Linked DNA regions of Homo sapiens: regions 2 and 3 are each linked to region 1. A link is a contact called in ENCODE Hi-C or POLR2A ChIA-PET data. All regions are on one chromosome and are shown on one strand. The core of a region is the stretch at or near the end of the contact, and the rest is flanking DNA. Distances in the headings are between cores, read along the strand shown. Region 1 overlaps LOC105379172 (a long non-coding RNA gene). Region 2 has its middle 420 kb from the start of CHSY3-AS1. Region 3 holds the start of RAPGEF6 (Rap guanine nucleotide exchange factor 6).

Region 1 (3,465 bases), core at 262-2,761:
CAGGCTGGTCTCCAACTATTGACCTCAGGTGATCCACCAGCCTTGGCCTCCCAAAGTCCTGAAATTACAGGCGTAAGTAGTGTAGGGTTGTGGCTGGGAAAATTATGTAGTTTTTCTGCTCCTATGTTCACTTCTTGTGACTGTCTCTGCTTCCACAGCCAAGGCATGGGAAGATGGGGGAAAAAAAAAAAGCAACATATATTTCCCCCATGCTTTTGGGACCCAAGTCCTGGCCAGAGAGAAGAGCTCTCTTCCCTTAGAGTTTCAGGTGCTTGCACAGCTGCCACTGCCTCTATGTCTGTTGCTCCAGGGGATTGCCTGGGGGCAGCAATAAGAGAGAACAGAAAAGAACACCCCAAGGGATTTTCTTCACTCTGATCCTTAAAGGCTCCCTTTTCTGCTTTTTGGACCAGAATGAGAGGACTTCTCTTGCAGCTCTTTCTATTTGCACCTACTGTGGAGTTCTGGGTTTTGGGATGCTTTTGAATCTAAGGCCAGAAAATAGCGGGAGAGGAGGACAAAACTCACCAGTGGATTGATCTTACATTGAGTTCTGTTTTGTCTCTCAAACCAGTCTGCTATTATTTACTTTTTAGAGTCCCTAGATAACTGCTCCCTGCCTTCTGTGCAGGGTTTTTAGTTGCTTCATTGAATGAGGCAGGGTGCATCTTACTTCATCTTAACTGCAACCACCCACTGGAATCATTATCTTTTAATTGAAAATCAGTGGTTTTACATTTTGTTCTTCCAGAGTGCATTTAACATGAGCCCAAGGCATCTCTTCTTTCCTTAGCTTTTTCAATCTTCCATCAGGAATAAACATGAGATGATTTTTAAAAATTTACTAACTACACATATTCTTTTTCTTGTATATGGGCACAAGATACTAGAAGGAGAGGAAATCACTACCTCAGTGAACATGCATGTACTTCAAGACCTATTTGGAGTTTTTAAGAAAAGATTTCTTCACTCATTGCACCTAGGCTTTCAAATGGAAAAGAATAGCCTGAAATGCATTAGAGCAGCAAGTTTCTCATGTGAAACTTCATTTCCTGGCAGCCTCTTTCTGAAGAGACCAAGCAACATCCTGTGTTGCTCTGAAAGCATGGGGCAGCCACCCTAGGCTGTCAACCCAGCCAGGCTCCACTTCAAAGACTGACTACAGTGCTAGTTCAGCACTTAGCAATTAACATTGCACAGACGACATGGCTGACCTTTATTTTGAAAGTGTTTTTTACAGTTTCAGAATGTATCTAGAGAAAGAGCTTATAATATATTCTTCAGTTAAAAGCAACAAAGAGAAAACTTGCTTCTCATTTCCAACAGGGAATGACTCTTGTGTATAAAAAATTCAAAATTCAATAAACAACTATAAGGCATTTTTCGTATGTACACAACCACAATAAAAACACTGTCTTGAATTTGGCACAGCATAATTTCTTGAGAACAAAGAGCCATTATTATCACCATCACCACTACCACCACAACAAGGCAGGGGGCCAAGGAAGGGGAAGACAGAGAAAGAGAGACAGAGAGAGAGAGAATGTAATTTAGTTGATTGGGCCTTTTATGGTTTGAGAAATGATCATTAATTGCAGTTTGTTCTTAAAACAGTAGATGGCTCCTTAGACCTGAAATAGTTGAGAATATATATATATATATATATATATATATTTTTTTTTTTTTTTTTTTGAGATGGAGTCTTGCTCAGTTGCCCAGGCTGGAGTGCAGTGGCGCGATCTCGGCTCACTGCAAGCTCTGCCTCCTGGGTTCACGCCATTCTCCTGTCTCAGCCTCCCGAGTCACGCCCACCACCACGCCTGGCTAATTTTTTTTGTATTTTTAGTAAAGACGGGATTTCACCATGTTAGCCAGGATAGTCTCGATCTCCTGACCTCATGATTTGCTCACCTCGGCCTCCCAAAGTGCTGGGATTACAGATGTGAGCCACCGCGCCCGGCCGAGAATGATATTTTTGTAAGGACAGTGTAGAAATATAATTCAAATAGGGAAATCTGGTGCTGGGTCCTTTTACTAGAAAGGGAATCTATTGTACATTATGAGGTCAGGCAGTCAGAAATGTATTATCAGAACTTCCCAGAATTGGTGTTGTTGAGGGTGATTCAATGATAAAGAGTCATAAAATCCAATTTTGTTACCCTTTTGCCGTGGGATCTAGCATAACATTGTTGGTATTCTTGCCATGGTTGCAATTGTCTCTAGGGTCAGGAGATGCTTCAGTAAGCGCAGAACTCACTAGCCGTAACAGATGAAATAGGAAGAATTGCCACTAAATGAGCTCTTTTGAAAGAGTTGGAGTTATTTTCTGTTTTGGGAATGAGAAATAAGAGTATAGAATTTGGCAATATTAGCAAGATGAAACTTCCTCATGACACCATAAATTTATTCTAAATAAAAATGGAGAGGTTGAACAGAGATCTTTGGTTTTAATGCAAATGCCAGAGAATTACTTTGCAACAGAAGCTTGGGAAGCACTAGTTTGTAACCTTTTTGATGAGGGAATCAATATACTTGGAGGTGAAAGATTCATGCACACTTAGAAATAAGCAGCTGGGCCTCTGGAAGAACAGGAATGGGAAGTTGGGTCTACAGTCAAAGCAATAGGAGTGTCCTGCCCTTAATTTGACTCATTTAGCCTTTGCCCATCTGCTTCTATTTTGATAAGAAATATCTCCTTGATCCTCTGCTCTAATTTTTTAAATCTTCCTCCTAACTTCTGCTTACTCATAGTTTTGTTTCCCTCGTAATTTCTGTTTGAACATGGTCTGTCGTGGTTTTCTTGCTCAATTTCTACATTAGATCATCTCACTTCTGCTTCATTTTGTTGACCTCACCTTTCCTTTGTTATTTCCTTGGTTAAAATTCCTGAGGAAGAGAAATTGATGAGCTGATCTCAATTCTTGTCCCAGGACTCCCAGGACACATTGTATTTTGTTGGCAATTTTTGGTTTAACATTCTTTTGGGTCAGGTGTCCTCCCATATATCTGGCAAGGCTGGAAAGGATATAAAGCATGTTTGCATAAGTCCAGCTTCTTCTGCATGGTGAGGGACAGGGTAGAGGACCTAGAACCAGAAATTGGTTTATTTAGAACTATGGTGACCACATGTCCAAGTTTTTCTGGAAGATTCACAATTTCAATATGCTGTCTTGCATCCAGTGTAGTTTAGTATTTGTCTCAGGCTTTTCATTTTTTAATAAAATTTAAAAAATTAATACTTGTGGTGGTGGACATGGATATACATTGCCAAAATCTACCTTTCAGGAAGGATTTGCTTTCTAGCTGGTGGAGTGCAGTCAACAGAAACCTCCAGCTGTCAGCTTCTTTGGGATTTGCTTGAGCTGCAGTGAACTGCATTGTCGAAGGTCATATCTTTTCCAAGCCAGCCTGTGTCTGGTGACTGACTGAGGTGGGGGAATAAAGTCCTGGCCATTTCACCCTAAT
Region 2 (3,465 bases), core at 283-2,782, 740 kb after region 1:
AACATTCATCCAACAATACGTTGGCTGCCTGGCCAGGCGCAGGTCAATGACCCTTACCGGGCTTGGTGAAATACAACTGGCATCCTTGTCAGCGAGGGACAACTTTCAAAGGAAATTGTGTTCACTTACTGTTACCAAAACACCAGATGTTCGGTCTAGATCCTGTTTCTTGCTTCACAGAAAGCCTATCACTGAAACAAGTATTGCCAAAGATGAAGCCTTTAATAGAGTGCTGCAGCCAAGAGGCCAGGAGGTCTCAAATCCATCTCCCTGACTGACTAAAATTAGGAGCTGATATAGCAGGGAAGAAATGTAACCATGTGTGGGAAAACAGGAATTAGGGAGGGGTAAAGAAGAGCAGCTGGTCAATGGGAAGCAAGTGGTCAGTTAGGCAAACTTAACAGATAAAGTGTCGGGCATCTGATTGTCCAAATGCAGTGATCTGGTGACTTTCAGCTCCTTGCTACTATTTGGGAGGCCTGATGGCTGGTTTCCTTGGAAAGGAACTCAGATAAGACAAATGCAACTTTCTCAGGTTTTAAAACTAGGAGGGCCAACTTCTATGTTTATTCAAAGAAACCACGAACATCAGCTCTGTGGGACACCTGCTCAGTTTCATTACCAGAAGAACGTGGAAATGATCTTTGGCTGTTGAAAGAGTAAATGCTCATCATGGAAAGAAAAATAAAAAGAAAAGCTCTGAAAGTGACTGAATCAATGACTGACATCATCTGATACAAGCCAGTTATTCCCTTTTGCCTAAGTTCCATCAGGTATAAAATAAAGAAGATAGTCTACTCCTAAACCCCTCACATTTGATAGAAACACAACTGGATGAACTTGAGTATTTACTTGCTTGGAACATCAAGGTTTCTTTGCTTTTCTCTTTCTTTCCCTGATTACAGAAAATTCGTGCTTATAAAGTAATAACAAAATATTAATAAGTCAATGCTTACGTAGTGTTCATTATTTGGCAGGCTGTTCTGAATGCTTAGCATATATTAACTCATTTCGTTCTCACAACACCCTAGGATGTAACTATTATTAGTATCACCATTTAAGAGATGAGAAAAATAAGAGAGATTGGAACATTTTCTACAGTCACATGGTTAGTAAACTGCAGAGCTGGGATTCAGATTCAGGCATCCCATTTGCTGCTGAGTATGATTTCTACCTCTCCTTTCTTTCAGTACATAGTTGAGTCTCACTATAACTTTTCAGGAACACCAGGAACTATAGGCATGATAAAAGAAGGGCTTTGTATGTGTTCTTAATCATGAAACAGTAGATAGTATGATATCCATTTTGATGTAAATTTGAAGAATGTATTTTAATTCCTTTTAAAATCTCTCCACTAGTACAACTGGCTCCTTCAACAGGAAACAGGTGGTCAGTTAGGCAATCATAACAGCTGCATTTCTTATCTGCCAGGTATTCTTAAGATATTGCTCACTTCCCTTTTTTACTTTCACAAGCCATAGCTACTCTGATGTAATTGATCTTTTGAGAGTGTATAAAGTGCTATTTAAAAGTTGCTTAAGTACAGGAAGATTCTATGTCCTATACCCATTCAGTGGAGATGAGAGTTTTTGAGGAGTAACAGTTTCTTTGCTGCTGTCTTATAGGGACACACATTTGGGTACCCACCTTGTACCAGGCACTGTGATAAGGGCTTTGTCATCTTCAATAGGACTTTCTCACCTTCAGTGAGAGGTGTGAAGCTCAGTTATCCATAAACACAGGCTGTTCGGTCTGTAGTCAATTCTATTTTTCAAAGGGATTCTCAAGTCTCCCTTCATCATCATCGCAGAACAATTTTTTTAAAAAAAAATCTGCTCAAGCCTTCTAAGCGGGTCTCAGAAATAGAAAGCAATTTTCTGCTGAATTAACCAAGGTAGTAAATTCAAAGAGGATAGTTTACTATAAAGGCTTATGGGATTGTGAATCAATGTAAACAATTTACTTCTAAAGCCTCTGCCTGGATGGCCATTTAAGGTTGAAATGTGTTTCAATAGTGCCCTGAAAGCTTAAATGAAATTGTCATATAAATACTCCACACTTTGACACATTTCCAATTATTATAATAATTTCACAGCTTTTGAGACTTTTGAAATTATTTGGTTCAATTTAATGTGTAAGGAAAAGACCAATAGGAATTCTTGTTGCTTAAGAAGATTAACACAATCTTTGACAGAGTTGTTTCTATCATAAAATACTACAAGTATTTGAGCACCTAGTATCACAAAAGCTACCTATGATTTTTACATTTTCAAACGAAGAGGAGAAATTATGTTTTTACCAAAGGTCCATATTTTCATTGTGAAACAATATTAAAGGAGAACACATGTTAGAATGAATTGTTATAATTATTTTTTCTGTGCCTTGGGTGGGAGTGTATTAATTATATCAAATTACTACCTAAATAAAAAAGAATGAAAATAATGGTTTGTAGAGAGCAGAGCTAGACATTGAGAGCAGAACTAGAAATTAAGATTATTAGAAAACAACTGTCGTTTTCCCATCTAACCTTAGGAAACCACATTTTATATGGGAAAGTGAAAAAACACAGAAAACCTAATAGCATTATTCTACATTTCTTTCTACTAACTTACTCTAATATTGTCCTAAAGGCATGCATGAACTTTTACTATTCTAAAGGATAAATACAAAAAATGAAAAGTTTGGATTCCATTATACAGCATTTTGTATTCCTAGATTTTATATATATATTCCAAATTAAAGAAAACAAAAATATTTGTAGTAATCAATTCTTCAGCAGAACTTAGTGATGGCACCTACATTATAGATTAAAATAAAATTATGCATACAAAATTATACAAATCTGTTCACTTAATGCTTGAAGTAAGTAGGAGGAAATTACTGCATGTGATTTTTAGAAAGTGTTGTTGAGTACATCAGAAGAAGTTAAATTAATAACCCTTAAAATCTTTGCTTGGTATCAGCAGCCATTCACAAGAGTAATATATAGGAGCTATAAGTAGGGGTTTAACCAACCTGTAGAAATGTCTTTTACTCTATAACTTAACAGTTCTGCCAGAGTTTTACTTAACTAGAATTATACCAAAATAATACCTGTTATTTTGAGGACACATTTACAAAATAATAAAGAATACTTTACACTGCTACCAAAACAACATTATGAAGCCTGAAGAGAGCATGTCAGGAAGACAGAATGCATAATTTTTCTCACATACTACAGCCAAAAGCCTACAAATGGTGTTCATTGTTGGTTCAATAATACATTCTAACATTCTCGCATCTTGTGATGTCATGTTTTTAATCTTTAGATACTGATTCCATAGATTAAAATCTACAATCTTATCTAATTTGGAACCAACAAATTCTCTGATTGGGTGTATCTGAAACACTATCTTGAAAATGAGCTTGGCCCTAAGGAATTATCATTTTTTCTTAACAAATGGACTATGATGCTTGTGCAAATAT
Region 3 (3,465 bases), core at 435-2,934, 570 kb before region 1:
GAAAATGAAGGCAACATACTAAGTGCTTCATGTGAATTTTCTCGCGTAATCTTAAGAAAATTCTGAAGCAATAGGTCCTTTACTATATTCCCATTTAACATAAGGAAAATGAAGTTCAGAGATGTTAAATAACTTCAAGTCACTTAACTAGAAGAGGTCTAATATTAGAGACACAAATTCTAGGTCTGTTTGCCCCTAAAGTTCAAGTTCATGGTGATCATGCTTTATAGTTCTTTCTCCCTCTTTCAAAATATTGATGTGACTCTGAAAATTGATCCTTGAAGAATGGAAGGGTTAACTTTTGTTTGTGATCCTGGGCAGATCTTTGAGAGGTTATATTTGTACAAAAAATGAGGAAAACGGATCGTCTGCAACATCCTGTGATTTTTTCCACAATTACTTTATTTCTACAATGGCTATGCCACACTTCGCTGGTAAAGTTTTTGATCTATACCTGAAAAAGAGAAATGCTAATAGTATGTTGTAAACTCCCAGTTTGGGCAAGCCCCAGGACCAACAGAAAACAGTCCTTAAGTCATTGCCGGTCCCAGAAACGGTGTTGTAGCCTGAACTCTCATTGTTTTCAAATATAATTTTAACTCTTATTACGTCATTAAAATTACTGTGAAGCAGTCATTAATTGGAAAGCATGTCATAATCATAAATCACCTTGTTATTTAGTGAACTATGCTAACTGCTGTGAGAAATACCAAGGTGTACCTAGATGTAGTTACAGCCATCAAGGAGCTTAAAATTCAGTGGAAAGGTGGTGTCGCCAAAGTTAGTTACCTATGAACTTATGAGAAAGGGTAAGGAGTATCCTAGAACGATGGATTCTGGAATTGTCAGTGAGCTTATTGTTGAAACGGCCTCAGCAGCTCTCTGGCTGCTCCTAAGGGTGGTCTGTTTTTCTTACCAAGGGAGCAGTGAAACAAAACTGGCTTTATTCGGTCTGTTGGGAAGCAGACTAGAATGTAAAAAGTATTGCAAAAGTTGCCACTCGAGTCCCAACCCTAAACGCAGTTGCCTGAGGGAGGGCTGCCCCGGGCATTTAGTTACAAGAACGCAGTCTAAATCTAGTTTTTTGACTCAAAGGTAATCGTGAGCTGGCCGCGGCACCGGCTGCCTATCCTGGCCGTGAATGTTTGCTTTCTCTGCCCTGGTCTCAGGACGTCCGTTTCGAATAGATCAAGCACTTCTCTGTCGGCAGCTTTCACAAGAGATCTCGTTTTATTTAAAGAGATATGAGGTGTGCGTGGAATTCCTTCTTTGCCGAATGGCGGCTTCTACTTCCGCATATTCAAAGTCGGCAGTAGAAGTTGCAGAGGAGAGCGCAAAGCCGGACTTGGCCACACCCTGGGCTTCCGGATTTGGGCACAACAGTTCTCTCCAGTCAGAACGCCTCCCCACGGTTCTGCCCCAAAATGCTATTTTTGCTCAGGTCCTCAGCGCGTTTCCGGTGTCTCCAACGGATGGAGAAGACGGAACCACAACGCCAAGGCAGACCCCGTGACTGATTTAGGTGAGGTCTCGCGAGGTGTCTTTAAATCTCACGACGACAGCAGGAAACGACTTACTCGCACCGCCCCAATTTTAACGTCACAGTGGAGTTACTCCCTTGGGCGTTTCTTAGCGTGCGCGTGCGTGCTGCGCATGCGCACTTACTCTCCCCCGCCCCCGCGCAGACTTGTCTCCGGCCAGTCGCGCGTGGGTAGAGGCCTTAGGCGGGCGTTGCGAAGGGTTGTTTGCTAGAGTTCGGACCTTGTTACGGCGCGAAGTTCCCTCCTTGGGGCGGGGGAAAGGTACCGCACCCGCTACCTAGTGTGAATGAACTGTGGCGTGGGCTGCTAAGGGCAGGCTGCGGAGTACCCGGGCCGTGGCCATGAACTCACCCGTGGACCCTGGCGCTAGGCAGGCGTTGAGGAAGAAGCCACCCGAGCGGACTCCCGAGGTGAGGCTGGTTGACCTTTATGTGCGTCTCACAGTCCAGTAGACAGCATCCTCCTGTCTGTCCGAAATCCGCGGCGACTGCCCTCTTGCCAGAGTCTCGCACCTGCTACTGGGAATCTGTTCGCTTGAGTCTCTTCCCTGACCCAGGCCCTTGTCGCCAGCAGGGTGCCGACCGCCCTTCCTGCCTGTGATGCGGTCTTAACCCGCGTACCCGTCCTTGCCGGGGGCTTCTGAGTGTCGTTAAGAAAGCACCATTACTAAGTCGTATTTTCTGAGTTGGGTAATATGAGTTTCGCAGTTAGATGCCCATTCGTTTAAGTAGACTATGAAAAACGAGATGGAAATTGTAAGGGAAGTATCTCAGCCATGTAATTTAGAAATAGTTTTTCTTTAAAGGTCTCTGAAATATTGTACAGTTGCCTAAAAAAAAGATAAAGTTTTCAAAGTTAGTTTAAAAGTTTACATCCAGTCAAATGGTGAATTCTGTAGTAGATGATGCATGTTTAAAGAACACCACTGTAGGTACTTTTTCAGACTGTCACTGGGAAATTTTACAGTATTTTGTACTTGGATCCAAAATTTGCTGTGTCGAGTTAACAGTTATGGCATCAGCTTAAAAGATTTTTCATTCGACCTTCATGAAGGCTAGTTTTCAGGCATATAACTAAAACCTGTTAGCTTTGCTTATCCCGGTAGAATGCTAAGGTTTTGGGGAAGGTTTTCCTTGATTTGGAGGTTTCTATAACAAGTGGGACATATTTTCTAAACAAAACACTAAACAGTGTGAGTGGATTATTGGATTGTTTTGTTTAAAGTTGCAGTAAATGAAATGAAATGCTTTGGTTAATTCTTCACTTTGGAGTTTTTCAGATATGTAGTGTTTTGCATACTGAGTCTCAGTAACGTTGGGCTGACCTTTTGGGTCGTGACAATTATTCAGGTCACAACGGAAGCCATGATAGGTCAAATTATGTTATTGAAGATCCTGATGTTTGCATAGGAACAACACAAATTCTACCACTTTCCAGAGTTCTCTTTTTGAGATATACATTTATAATTCGATGAGTGTTTGTTTCCTTATGATGATTCTTGAAGTCAATGTGAGCTGATTTATGAATTTCAGTAGGCGAATTATCTTACAGCCTTTATAGCATTGGAAAGTATTATACAAGGCTTACGATGTGTATTGCAGGTTTCAATTTAATTTAATTTAATGTTATTTTATTTTTTATTTGAAACAGTCTCACTCTGTCACCCAGGCTGGAGTGCAATGGCGCGATATTGGCTCACTACAACCTTTACCTCCCGGGTTCAAGCGATTTTTCTGCCTCAGCCTCCGGAGTAGCTGGGATTACAGGCAGGCGCCACCACGCCCGGCTAATTTTTTGTATTTTTAGTAGAGACGGGGTTGCACCATATTGCCCAGGGTGGTCTCAAACTCATGACCTCAAGTGATCTGCCCGCGTTGGCCTCCCAAAGTGCTGGAATTACAGGTGTGAGCCAAGTTGCCCGGCT

The links. Hi-C counts contacts between places; a loop is a spot of excess contacts on that map. ChIA-PET counts read pairs that join two places held with the same protein, here RNA polymerase II (POLR2A). Pooled maps may share reads with other maps.
Region 2: a loop to region 1 is called in a map with no recorded cell type, with 7 times the contacts of the local background. The contact joins two enhancer-like sites. A Hi-C loop is called at or near these places in 5 of 37 single-sample maps with no recorded cell type and 3 of 50 pooled maps.
Region 3: a loop to region 1 is called in a map of naive thymus-derived CD4-positive, alpha-beta T cell, with 11 times the contacts of the local background. The contact joins the promoter of RAPGEF6 here to the enhancer-like site in region 1. A Hi-C loop is called at or near these places in 1 of 168 maps with a recorded cell type or tissue (naive thymus-derived CD4-positive, alpha-beta T cell) and 6 of 50 pooled maps. POLR2A ChIA-PET finds 5 or more read pairs at or near these places in 1 of 52 experiments (activated B cell).

What each region holds. Positions count from the first base shown.
Region 1 is chr5:131,067,122-131,070,586 of GRCh38, reverse strand. LOC105379172 (a long non-coding RNA gene) reads right to left here. Exons shown (of 5, transcript XR_007058928.1): 5 at 2,037-2,326. Among named protein-coding and RNA genes, the nearest start is that of HINT1, 96 kb to the left of the region's middle. Within about 2 kb of position 1,511, at least 6 of the 41 ENCODE cell types and tissues checked have a DNase peak (open chromatin) inside an H3K27ac peak, as active enhancers do.
Region 2 is chr5:130,322,243-130,325,707 of GRCh38, reverse strand. No RefSeq gene overlaps it. Among named protein-coding and RNA genes, the nearest start is that of CHSY3-AS1, 420 kb to the right of the region's middle. Within about 2 kb of position 1,532, at least 3 of the 41 ENCODE cell types and tissues checked have a DNase peak (open chromatin) inside an H3K27ac peak, as active enhancers do.
Region 3 is chr5:131,633,448-131,636,912 of GRCh38, reverse strand. It overlaps RAPGEF6 (Rap guanine nucleotide exchange factor 6), which reads left to right and starts at 1,684. Exons shown (of 28, transcript NM_016340.6): 1 at 1,684-1,951. The coding sequence starts at 1,883. RefSeq lists enhancers at 1,115-1,314, 1,325-1,574, 583-1,782, 1,875-1,964, 1,912-2,494.